Linked DNA regions of Mus musculus: region 2 is linked to region 1. Evidence: chromatin loops called from intact Hi-C (ENCODE). Cell type or tissue: left cerebral cortex. All regions are shown on one strand. Links, peaks and the distances in the headings refer to the core of each region. The heading gives the core; the rest is flanking DNA. Region 1 overlaps Vstm2a (V-set and transmembrane domain containing 2A). Region 2 overlaps Sec61g (SEC61, gamma subunit).

Region 1 (5,386 bases), core at 255-5,254:
TAGCTAATGTAAGCAGAAAAGCCTTTTCAGACGGTACCTTTTGAATAGTGTCCATTTCTATAAAACATAAAATGTTCACTTTAATTATTGCTCAATTTGGGGTTTCATAAAACAGTGAAAAGAGACACCCAGATTCACTATCTTTAAGAAAAGAGGAGAAAGTGGCTGTAATCATTCCTGCCAGCCTTTCAGTCACCCTCCTTTCATATGTGTGCCTGTGCTTGTCCTCTTCTCTCCCCCACAAATAAAAGGCTCCTTCTAGACAGACATCAGGTCTTTGCAAAGTACCCCTTGGATAAGCTAAGAACAATCGCCTTCTTAACAAAAAAACAAAAATTCCATGTTCGAGGATCCCTCTAGGGAGGGAGGGGATTTTATTTTTGTGACTTTCACATGGATCTATTAATCTTACAAGCTGGCAGTGTCAAGGTTAGTTGCAAAGGGGCTAGACGGAGTCTCTGTGGTATCTTTCAAATAATCTTTGATCTGATCTAAACATGCGATGTATGATTTTTATATCTCCTTACATATTGCAATTTACAATGGCTTGAAGGGAACAAATGTGAAGGTTAACTTGTGGAGATGAAACATATGCCTCTTAGATAGTGTGCAACTTGTTTCACTACTGTGGGCTCCAGAACAAAATTGCTAACCACTGTTTTGAGAGATTAAGAATGGGCATTTTGACATATACTTATGACCCACTTCTAACAGGAAACATCCCAGTTAGTCATAGATTGTTGAGAAACTTAAGAATCTAGAGGCTTCCTCATAGATCATTTTTGACAGATGGTCTAAATTGCACCTCCCTGGGTCTCTCAGTAAGTTTTAGGGAATGCTGCAATCTGACAAAAGATGTTTGATTCTAACTCTAGGCATCTTGGCTAGCAACAAGAGCTATTGGCAAGCTCATTAACCTTTCCATTATCTGGACTTGATCAACAACAAAGTGATTTAGGCACTACACCAAGAGCAAGACATGCAGAGGCAGAACAGTGGGGATGGGGAGGCCCACAGGGGTGTGCTAAGGGCTTGTTGTTGCTGTTTTTCTTTTCTTTTTTCAAGGCCCACGAAAAAGAAAGGCCAAGCAAACAAAAACTTGTGTTGAGTTCTCCAGGAAAGAGACATTGGCAAAGCTGGTGTAGATACACCAAAACGGTGCATTTTTGTCTTGCAGCAAAATTTACCGAGTTGCCGAGAAATGTGACTGCTACCGAAGGGCAAAATGTGGAGATGTCCTGTGCTTTCCAAAGCGGCTCTGCTTCAGTGTACCTGGAGATCCAGTGGTGGTTCCTTCGGGGGCCAGAGGACCTGGAGCAAGGCACGGAGGCTGCAGGCTCGCAGGTAGCCATAGCTCAAAGCCCACAGAGCCCCCGCATGTCACTTTGTTAGTTCTGTGCAGGTCTATCTAATCATTAGCCAGGGACCAAGGCACTGCCCATGGGGCTTCCTTGCGCTGGGAGAGTGAGCAAGGTTGAATTTGTCCTAGTGACAGTAAGTGAAAAACACCTAGGAAGTCGCAGGATCTGAGGGAGACTTTCCCAATTTAGACTGGAATTAAACAGCTCTTAGTAACGGGTATTATGGAGCTATCCAAACAGGCAGTGTGTCTCTGATACAGCTCAGGACATTCTCCCACCCTCCACCAGCCTTCTGTTTTCCCAGCATCAAGAGGGATGTTCCTCCTCTCCTTTCTATTCTCTTCTAGTCTGTCTGTCTGTCTGTCTGTCTGTCTGTCTCTTTCTCTCTCTCTCTCTCTCTCTCTCTCTCTCTCTCTCTCTCTCTCTCTGAAGGAGTGAGAGAGGCGGGCAGGAGGGAGGGAGGGAAGGAAGGCGGAGGTGGGGAGGGGGAGGAGAAAGAGGAGGGGAGGTAGCAATGGGGTAGACATCAGAAAATAAAGGAGAGGCCCTGGACTTGAGAGGAAAGTAGAGCAGGAGATGAGTAAAGGAGGGAGAATGGAAGAAGAGGAGGAAGGAAAATCTAAAGAGAAGCTAGAAGAGTCGTGGTAAGAGCGGGAACCCGGAGGCCCACGAAGCAAAAGGGACTCGGACCTGAGACCTAGAGGATGAGAAAGTCTGTAGAAGAGAGCTGCGGACTGGTCAGCAGCGAGAGCAGAGATATGGAAATTCTTCCGGAAAACTTCTATCCTCACTCTTGTCCTCGCCTGGGTTCTCCGAACCCGCAGGCCAGGCAGACTGAACTGCGAGGCACAAGACCTGGCAGCGCTTTAACGCTAGCACCGGGCCATCCAAGGGGAGCACAGCCTTCAGGGATGCGGGGCACCACAGGGACTCTCCAGAGTGTCTCTAAGATAGAGGAAGCCGCCAGAACCTCGGTTACCCTTAGTGACCGGGAACCGGCGACCATGGGAATGCTTGGGGACGACAGGAACTCTCCAGGGTGTCACTAGGACAGAGGGGACCACGGAGACCTTAGGAATTCTTGGGGAGAGCCGAGGACTTAGTGATGCCCAAGGAAGACATGGAGACCCCGGGAACTGCTTGGGAATCTGGCGCGGGGACGGGGAAATTCAGGGATTGTTCCAGGGAGGGACAAGGGAGGCAATCCAGCCCCTAGCCTGGCCTCGGGACTGAGTGCGGTTGGGACCTGGGTCGTTCTTCCGTCTCTTAAATTGCTTGGTTTGAAGCGTTTCAAGAAGGGAAGACGGGATCTCTACTAGCAGTTGGGGCGCTGCAGTATCGCGGCGCCTGGGACTGAAGAACTCGGGCGAGGTTGAGCATTTGCACCCTTGTCCTACAGGTGGAGCTCTTACCCGACAGAGACCCGGACAACGATGGGACCAAGATTAGTGTGAGTGTCACAGGGACCAGCGACAGGGGGCACATCCTTTAGTAAACTACCAAGCAGATCCAAGATGGATATTAGTAGAAACGGTTTTAGATGTAAAACCGTTTAATTCATTGAGCTTGAAGAGGTAACTTTACAAAATCAGAATGAGAGACAGTTCTCTCTTTATACCTCATTAAATCCCTAAAAAATGAGTCAAATTTAGAGTCCATAAATAAAATTGCATGTTTTAACCATGTAAATAATTACAAATTTGCCATAGTGTTATTTTGTTAGCAAGTAGGATTATTGCACTGTTTTTTAGTAATCTTTTTCACACTCACCTAACAATGAAGGCCTGCAATACTTCAACATTAATAATTTTAATAATTCAAAGTAATAGAATTATACCTACTCTCAATATAAAATAAAAATCTCAAGAAAACAAAAATGAAACCATCCGTTAGGACTTTGAAATGTAATGAAGTAGTGTAACTCAATTTGGATATTATTCATAATTCATGTAAAGTATTTCTAAATATTGTATTCAAATAAATCACAAAAATATAAAACCAAAGTAAATATACACCTGTTTTTAGCCCAAACTGGCCTGCTGATAATATAAAGATGTGGATTATTTGTAATAATTACAATAGCCATGGCTAGAATATCCTCCATCATCCTTCATTTCTATTTTTATAAAAATCCATCATATTCTTAAACCTGGCATATGTAATCTTTGAGTCTGTCAGTCATGGGTTGACATATAATATATATCAAATTTAACTGCATATATGTATATATAGAATACACAGTATATATTTAATATTACATTTTAGACATATGATCTTATTATTAATCTGGATAAGATTATTGGAGTAAGTGGGGCTGACCTCAGTTTTGAAAATCAAATCAATGTTCCATTAACAGCATCACAAGTTTATATAATGACTGGAGCATATTACTGAGCCTTATTCTGTAGCCTGAGTCCTGCTAGTAGGACTCAGTAGTAGTCTGTTAGTAGGCAATTTGGAAAAAAAAATTACTCTCTAAGTCTATAAGTAGTGTTTTCAGTAAAGTGCACCCTCTTTTATTAAACTATTATAGCCAACACTCCCACTACCCCTTGCCCCATATTTGAGGGAGTTGTCATATAGCTGTAAAGAAGAAAAATCTATGCAGTGTTTCATCCAGCAGAGCCAACCAGGCAGAGATCAGTCTCCTGTTATGACAGTCTGGGAAACGAGGACAGTAGAGTCACTCTGGCACTGCTAAAATTGCACTTATGACCTCTCAAGTAGGCTTGCTCATAGACCAGGATAAATAATGACCTTCAGGTTTGTTCTACGAAGCCAATAAGATGCTTAAGTTTCCCAACATTAGTAAATTTAAAGGGTGGGAATAAAACCCTTTGATGTGAAACTTTGTTTTTCACCTGCAATTTTTCAGACAGTGAAAGTCCAAGGCAATGATATCTCCCACAAGCTTCAGATATCCAAAGTGAGAAAAAAGGATGAAGGTTTATACGAGTGCAGGGTGACTGACGCTAACTACGGGGAGCTTCAGGAACACAAGGCCCAGGCCTATCTGAAAGTCAATGCCAACAGCCATGCTCGGAGGATGCAGGCCTTTGAAGCCTCACCTATGTGGCTGCAAGACACGAAGCCTCGAAAGAACGCATCATCGGTGGTTCCCAGCAGCGTCCACAACTCTGCCAACCAACGAATGCACTCCACCTCCAGCCCTCAAGCGGTAGCCAAAATCCCCAAGCAAAGTCCACAATCAGGTATGAAAACGCATTTTGAGCCTTTCATTTTATCACTCACAACCCTGCTACCCAAAGCTCGGTTCAGTAGCATAGAGAGATTATTATTAAATGGCTTTTCAAATAGGAGACTGAGTTCGATTGAAATAAGGAGACATGAGCCATTCAGAGCAGGAGGCTGGACGTTCAGGATGAGTTTGCTCCATTAATCCCTGGCACTGTTTCATATCCAGGGATCTGAGAGCTGCACCCTTTTGTTCTCCCCCTTCTTTCTGTATTTACACACTATAAGAACAATAAATCATGTAATGTTGGCTCCATTATAAATGCATGTTCATTTTCTCTACAGATTTATGTATCAATAATGACCCAAATTAAGAGGCTTTCACTTAATCAAAATGGAAATGAAAAAGACTCACCATAATCATCCATATATTTAGTGACCTCTGGCTTTAAGCAGAGCTATTCTCCAAGGGCTTTTGATTTTGAAGGAGAAACTTCAGCTGCCTGAGATGAAATTGATGGTGATAATGGCAGGAAGTAGGGGGGGGGGTGGGCAAGGAAACAGTGCAGAGATAAGGCAGCTCCTACAAATGTGCCTTGGATGCCAATTTGGAAACTTAGTCACACATCTCTCGAGTCAGCTGTGCAAGTTAAAGTAATTCTGAACAGCATTAACTTATGCAATTGTTCCACCAATGGAAACTCACTCTACTTCTAACCTTGATGTGGGATAAAGGCTGGCTGTGTTGAGCAGGCTTGTACAAGACCCCCAGCTGTCCTATTTTCTCAAACGCTTTGCCTAACACAGGATAAGGGGAGCATCATACCTGA
Region 2 (5,386 bases), core at 68-5,067, 240 kb after region 1:
TCATCCTGACTGATCAGTTGAACAAGGCAACAGATTTGGTGACTGTACATAAAATTTGTAGAAAAGAATGAAGCTGCTGGATGGGTGCTCATCTTCAGATATACAGACAGAGAAAAAGAACGAGCTCCATGATAAAACTAATTATACCCTAGCATCTCAAAATACAGTCAAAGACAGCAATGAACTCAGTGAGAAAAGTGACTGACTCTAGGTGCACTGAAATGGCCTGAAAGTTTCTAATTGTGCCCTGGGAGAAAATTTTCTCAGAGCTCAAGTTGTGGAAAATCAAACCAAAGACCTCACATGAAATTGACTGAATTACTACAAAATTCCAAGTCCCAGTCTCAGTTGTTAAAGTGAGGGCATTAATTAGTAAAGGAGATCCTATAACTTGGGATGGAAAGGTATGGACGAATTCTACTGAATCTGAGAACTTTAAATCCTCAGGAACAAAACAACACATTTACTAAGTGATGAAGGGATGATTAAAGAAATTGGCAAAACATGTTTTAAATTGGCAAACACTTAATCTAAAGAAAAGACCTAAGTTAATAAAATTAGACACAGAGCAGCTCTTAATGAAACTCAGATCATTAGGGCATACTTTATATCTGTGTTTCAATACACTGAAACCTTTTTTATAAATAAATTCCAGTTTGACTTACAAAGAATAATCCAAAAGGATACTAGCAACTTAACCAATCTGCTAACTTCACACATAATGACACTGGATGGTAGTAAAGTCTAATTCAAGGAGCTCCAGCTCAGAGATGCATTGATGAACGCTACCAGACATTAATGATGACAAAGCACTAATGTCCCCAAAGGTACAAAACTTCTCAATTAAATACTAGCAAGCTGAATAAAGAATCACATTATCAAATGTTAATTCAGAATGATTAAGTTGGCTACAGTACAGAGACAAGACTGTTTGCATGGCTAGGCATGATTGCTCACACCTTTAATTCCAGCGGCAGATGGATCTATTTCAGTTCTAGTCCAGCCTGGTCTATAGTGAGTTTCAGGATATCTCAGGCATCGTTCTATTGCTGTGAAGAAACAGCATGACCAAGGCAACTCTTACAAGAGAAAGTATTTAATTGTAGACTGACTTACAGTTTTAGAGGTTAGCCCATTATCATCGTGGTGGGAAACAGGCAACATAAAGGCAAACATGGTGCTGGACAAATAGCTGAGTTTTACATCCTGATCTATGCTGGGCCTGATGTAACTTTTTGAAACCTCCAAGCCCATTCCCAGTGACACACTTCATCCAACAAAGCCAATTCTTCCAATCCTTAAATAGTGCCATTCCCTGGTGATTATGCATACAAATATATGAGCCCATAGGGGCCATTCTTATTCAAACCACCACAGTAAGAGAGCTTATCTCAAAAACAATGTTTGTTACATGTTCATAAATTCATAAATCTAATATATCACATTAACAGGCTGACTCAAGGATAGAATGCACAGAATCCTATCAATAGATGAAAGAAAAAAAAAAAACGCCTAAGATACCTACACAAGAAACATTATCTCAATATAACCTAGGGTATATATGACAAGCCTAAGCCAACATTTTTCTAAATCGGGGGAAGAATATTTCTTATAAAATGGAGCAAAAGAAGGGCACTACTCAACTTGAACTAAGTCGTTGAAGCCTTAACCAGAGCAGAAAAAAAACGAGAGAGAAATTAAGTGATAAAAACAGAAAGGGGAGATGTCAAGTTATACCCTATTAAATAGAAAAGATCTTATAGATTCTTCAAGAAAACTCTTCTAGCCAAAAACAATTTCAGCAAAGGAGCAATAAGCAAAATTCACACACACACACACACTTGAAAGAGCATGATCCACATAGGTTATGTTAAACTCCGTCCTCAGTTGGTAGACCTGTTTGAGAAGAATTAGGAATTTGAAAAGTAATGAATGTTTCGGTAAATTACCAACCCAAATATGCCCTGGCAATGAAAACACGACTCAGTTAATATGATTACATGCCGTGCCCCTAGATTGGGCAGATCTACATCTACACTACCATCTTCCACATCTCTGAGACTCATTAGAACTTGAGGTTTCTCCAGGCCATGTGCTCAGCTTTTCTTCCTCCTCCTCCTCCTCCTCTAAGTCCTCTCCCTCTTCCATTTTCTCCTTCTCCATCTCCACCTTCCACTCCACCTTCCCTTTATCTGCCCAATCATCAGCTCTCCTTTATTTTACAAATTAAGGTGGGAAGCAGGTTTAAAGGAAATCACCTGAGTGCTGACTCATTCCGTTTTAGAAGCCCCTCACAGGAGAATGGAATTAACATCAAATATAATTAGCCCCAGGGCTATCCACAACAAAAGAGATTTCTTTGGTGAAGAATATAAACCTTATTTTGAATCTGCCTTGTGATTATTAGCAGTCTCTCTTTTGCAGGTCTATCTTTGGTGAAAAAGAGCAAATGGTACAAAACAAAAAACCAACCAGCAGCCCCCCCCCCCCAAAAAAAAAAGTTTGAGGAGAAAAGGAACAAAGGGAAATTTAATGATGGAGCCAGGGCTCTTGCTGAATGAGTAAAGGGGGAGCTGAGTCAGCAATAGGATAAAGGAGTAGGGAGTGTACCCTTAGAGGAAGCTTCCACCCAGCTAAGCCTCCAATTTGTGAATGAAAAAAGCTTAAGAATTTTCCCTTTCACCCCCTCCCCCCCACCCCCCCCACCCTCCCACCCCACCCCCACTCCTGCCCCAAAGCCCCAAAGCCAAACAACAACAAATAAAAGCTGCTGCAAATGTGATTCAGTGGGGCCAGGCTTCCATCCAAGCAGAAGACAAAACCTGGGAGGGTTGCCCACATGGTTCTTGCTTCAGAGACATGAAGGATAAATAAAGGAGTTGGGATAGTCTTACTTCATGTTTAAGGAAAGCTGTGAAAACAACCAATGTGCGGCAAGCCAGTCCCTGCAAGGAGGTCCTGAACTGACAAGTGCTTAGAGACCACTCAAAGCCCAATAGGACTATTTATTGCCAGATACTGTAATAGGCCTGAAGTATCACCTTTCATGGTGTATGTATGGCAACTCTTGGTTGTCAACTTGACTATATTTGGAATTAACAAAAACACTAAAGTGGGGCACAACTGTGGGAGGTTTTTGCTTTGACTTGAAGTGGGAAGATCTACTTCTATACCCACATCTTTGGTGCAGAAAGACATCTTTAATCCCAGTCTTTTGAGCTAAGAAAATGGACCTTTAATCTGGGCCACACCTTCTGATTGGAAGAAGGAAGTTTTTGCTCTACTTGCTTTTGCCTCACTGGCAGCTCCAGCCCTTCATTGGCATCAGAGCCGGCTTCTCCAGAATTTCACCAGATATTGCAGGTGAGCTAAGAATCAGCCTTGAGGACTGAACTACCAGATCCTTGGACCTTCCCTCCATTGTTGGATTAGCTGGACTACATACAGTGTGTAAATCATTCTAATAACCCTCCTTGGATGGATGGACAGATAGATTCATTGATTCATTCCTTCTATAAGTGCTGTTACTCTAGAGAACCCTAATTAATAGTTATAAGGAATGTCTAAACTTCAATTTCATTCCATTATGTTTGTTAGGTGGCTTCTATGTGCAGACACCAACTCTAAACATTTGGGATAAAGTGGTAAATGAGTCAAAATGCCTATCTTCTACCTTTTTGCAGACAGCAAAAATAAAATATTTAGGCAAGATGGTAGAAAACACATCAAAATAAGTAAATAAGTAGAAAACCAATAGAGATTAAACCAGTTTACCAAGTCTTCTTATGAAGATTATTATTAGATTATTATAAGAGTTCTTGTTGAACTCTGAATTTACATGTTGTGTAGAAAATACTTAGGTTACTCCTGTATTTGTGTCAGAAATCAGTCATATCAAGCTCATCAATATGACACATTTCTCCTTTAACAACAAAAAATTAAAGCTCACTCAACTCTATCCTCCAACAAAATATATTGATGTTCTGAACATGTATAAATCCTCCAGTAGGTGTTTACACGTTTGTAAATATATACAGATATACTGGTAAATATATATTTGTATCCATACATTTTTAACCTCTAAGGAATTATATGAAACGTGTAGTTTTATAGTATCCTCAAGGTAGGGATAGCCAATGATTTGCTGCATCTTCAATTCCAAGGACGACGCTTCATTCACGATTCAAACACTGGAAACATTTCAAAATCATACTATCAGTTATAATCACAATGACTTAAAAAAAAAATGAAGGATCCAAAAAGAGAAAATCGGATTATTTCCTATACTTGGATGTATCCCCAGTGCGACAGAGTTGAGTGGTAGGCCCAGACAATTACTAAGCAGCTTGCAGCTGCTAGCTGTCCATTTCCTGCTCTCTCAGGCACAATCAAAGTATGAGTTGGCAACAAGTCCTTTGCAGGATGCTGGAACCTGAACACTGTTCCCAATGTTCAGAACTCTTAAGTTTTTAGTAAGTTCATCAATACGTGCCATAACACTAGCAATACAAAACACAGACTTAAAGTTCTGTCACCATGTGTGCTGATGAGTAGACAAAAAACAAATTCAGAATCAATAAACTCAGAACGGTGATATTCACGGAGGTGTGACTGGTTAGCACTTTGTGGGGAAAGACGTTCACTTCCAGACTTTAACCAGATTTTCAGAAAGCTGCTTCAAATATCACCTCAACTGCTGCATTATCTGTCTACAATTTAAGTGCAATGTGGACAAAATCACTATCCTACCTCAAAAGTAATGGTTTCACGATCTTTCCCATCATTTACCCACTGTTTCTACTACAGCAGAACATCTCAGAAAATGCTACCTATGATTTTAATGTGTTGTTCTAACGTTCCAGGGATATTTAATCTCCAGCTATGAGAGCGGGTATTTGGGTGATTGGGTCACACAGGGTCCTCCTTACCTGAGGGATTATGGCCACTATTAAAGCCTCTTCGTACATCTCCTTGTCCTTTAGCATCCTAGGCCACTCTTTGAAGCCCTGAGACCATGTTCCCAGCATCCCCTGAACCTGCTGGCACTGCTACACTTGGCTTTCATGGCTCTCAGGATGTGAAAAGGGAATCCTCTCCCTACAAACTACTCAGCTTCGAGTTATAGCTGTCCAAACAGTCTAAGGCAGAAAAGCATCTGAATTTACAATGTTTCAGCAATTGTTGTAATTTTTTCCTTCAAACCAAAAAACCTCAAGGGAATAAAAAAAAAAAAACTAGTATCATCTTTTACTAAAATTTGATAAATGTCTGTTATGGAAAAAGTGTTTATTTTGAAATTATTTTAATTGAGAAGTAGAAAACCTCATAGGAAGGAGGAAGAAACAAAACACCACACAGCATTCAGGCAACGCTTTACTTCATGCCC

Evidence for each region. A loop is a pair of places that touch in the nucleus more often than their neighbours do. Peaks named below come from ENCODE experiments on the same cell type or tissue, not always from the same donor. Only the 100,000 strongest peaks of a DNase experiment are listed, where the experiment ranks them.
Region 2: it touches region 1 in a loop (4-fold over the local background); 1 of 42 quality-filtered maps calls a loop at or near these places.

The regions. Positions count from the first base shown.
Region 1 is chr11:16,258,678-16,264,063 of GRCm38, forward strand. Vstm2a (V-set and transmembrane domain containing 2A) reads left to right here. Exons shown (of 5, transcript NM_001290539.2): 2 at 1,178-1,344; 3 at 2,761-2,811; 4 at 4,237-4,573. Among named protein-coding and RNA genes, the nearest start is that of Vstm2a, 3.6 kb to the left of the region's middle. In left cerebral cortex, for the core only: a CTCF peak has its summit at 2,762; DNase peaks (open chromatin) are centred at 288, 591, 747, 1,303 and 3 more places; H3K4me3 peaks cover 3,433 bases; H3K27ac peaks cover 2,107 bases.
Region 2 is chr11:16,496,371-16,501,756 of GRCm38, forward strand. It overlaps Sec61g (SEC61, gamma subunit), which reads right to left. Exons shown (of 4, transcript NM_011343.3): 4 at 5,268-5,386. Among named protein-coding and RNA genes, the nearest start is that of Sec61g, 9.4 kb to the right of the region's middle. In left cerebral cortex, for the core only: no CTCF peak of the experiment used is centred there; a DNase peak (open chromatin) is centred at 2,906.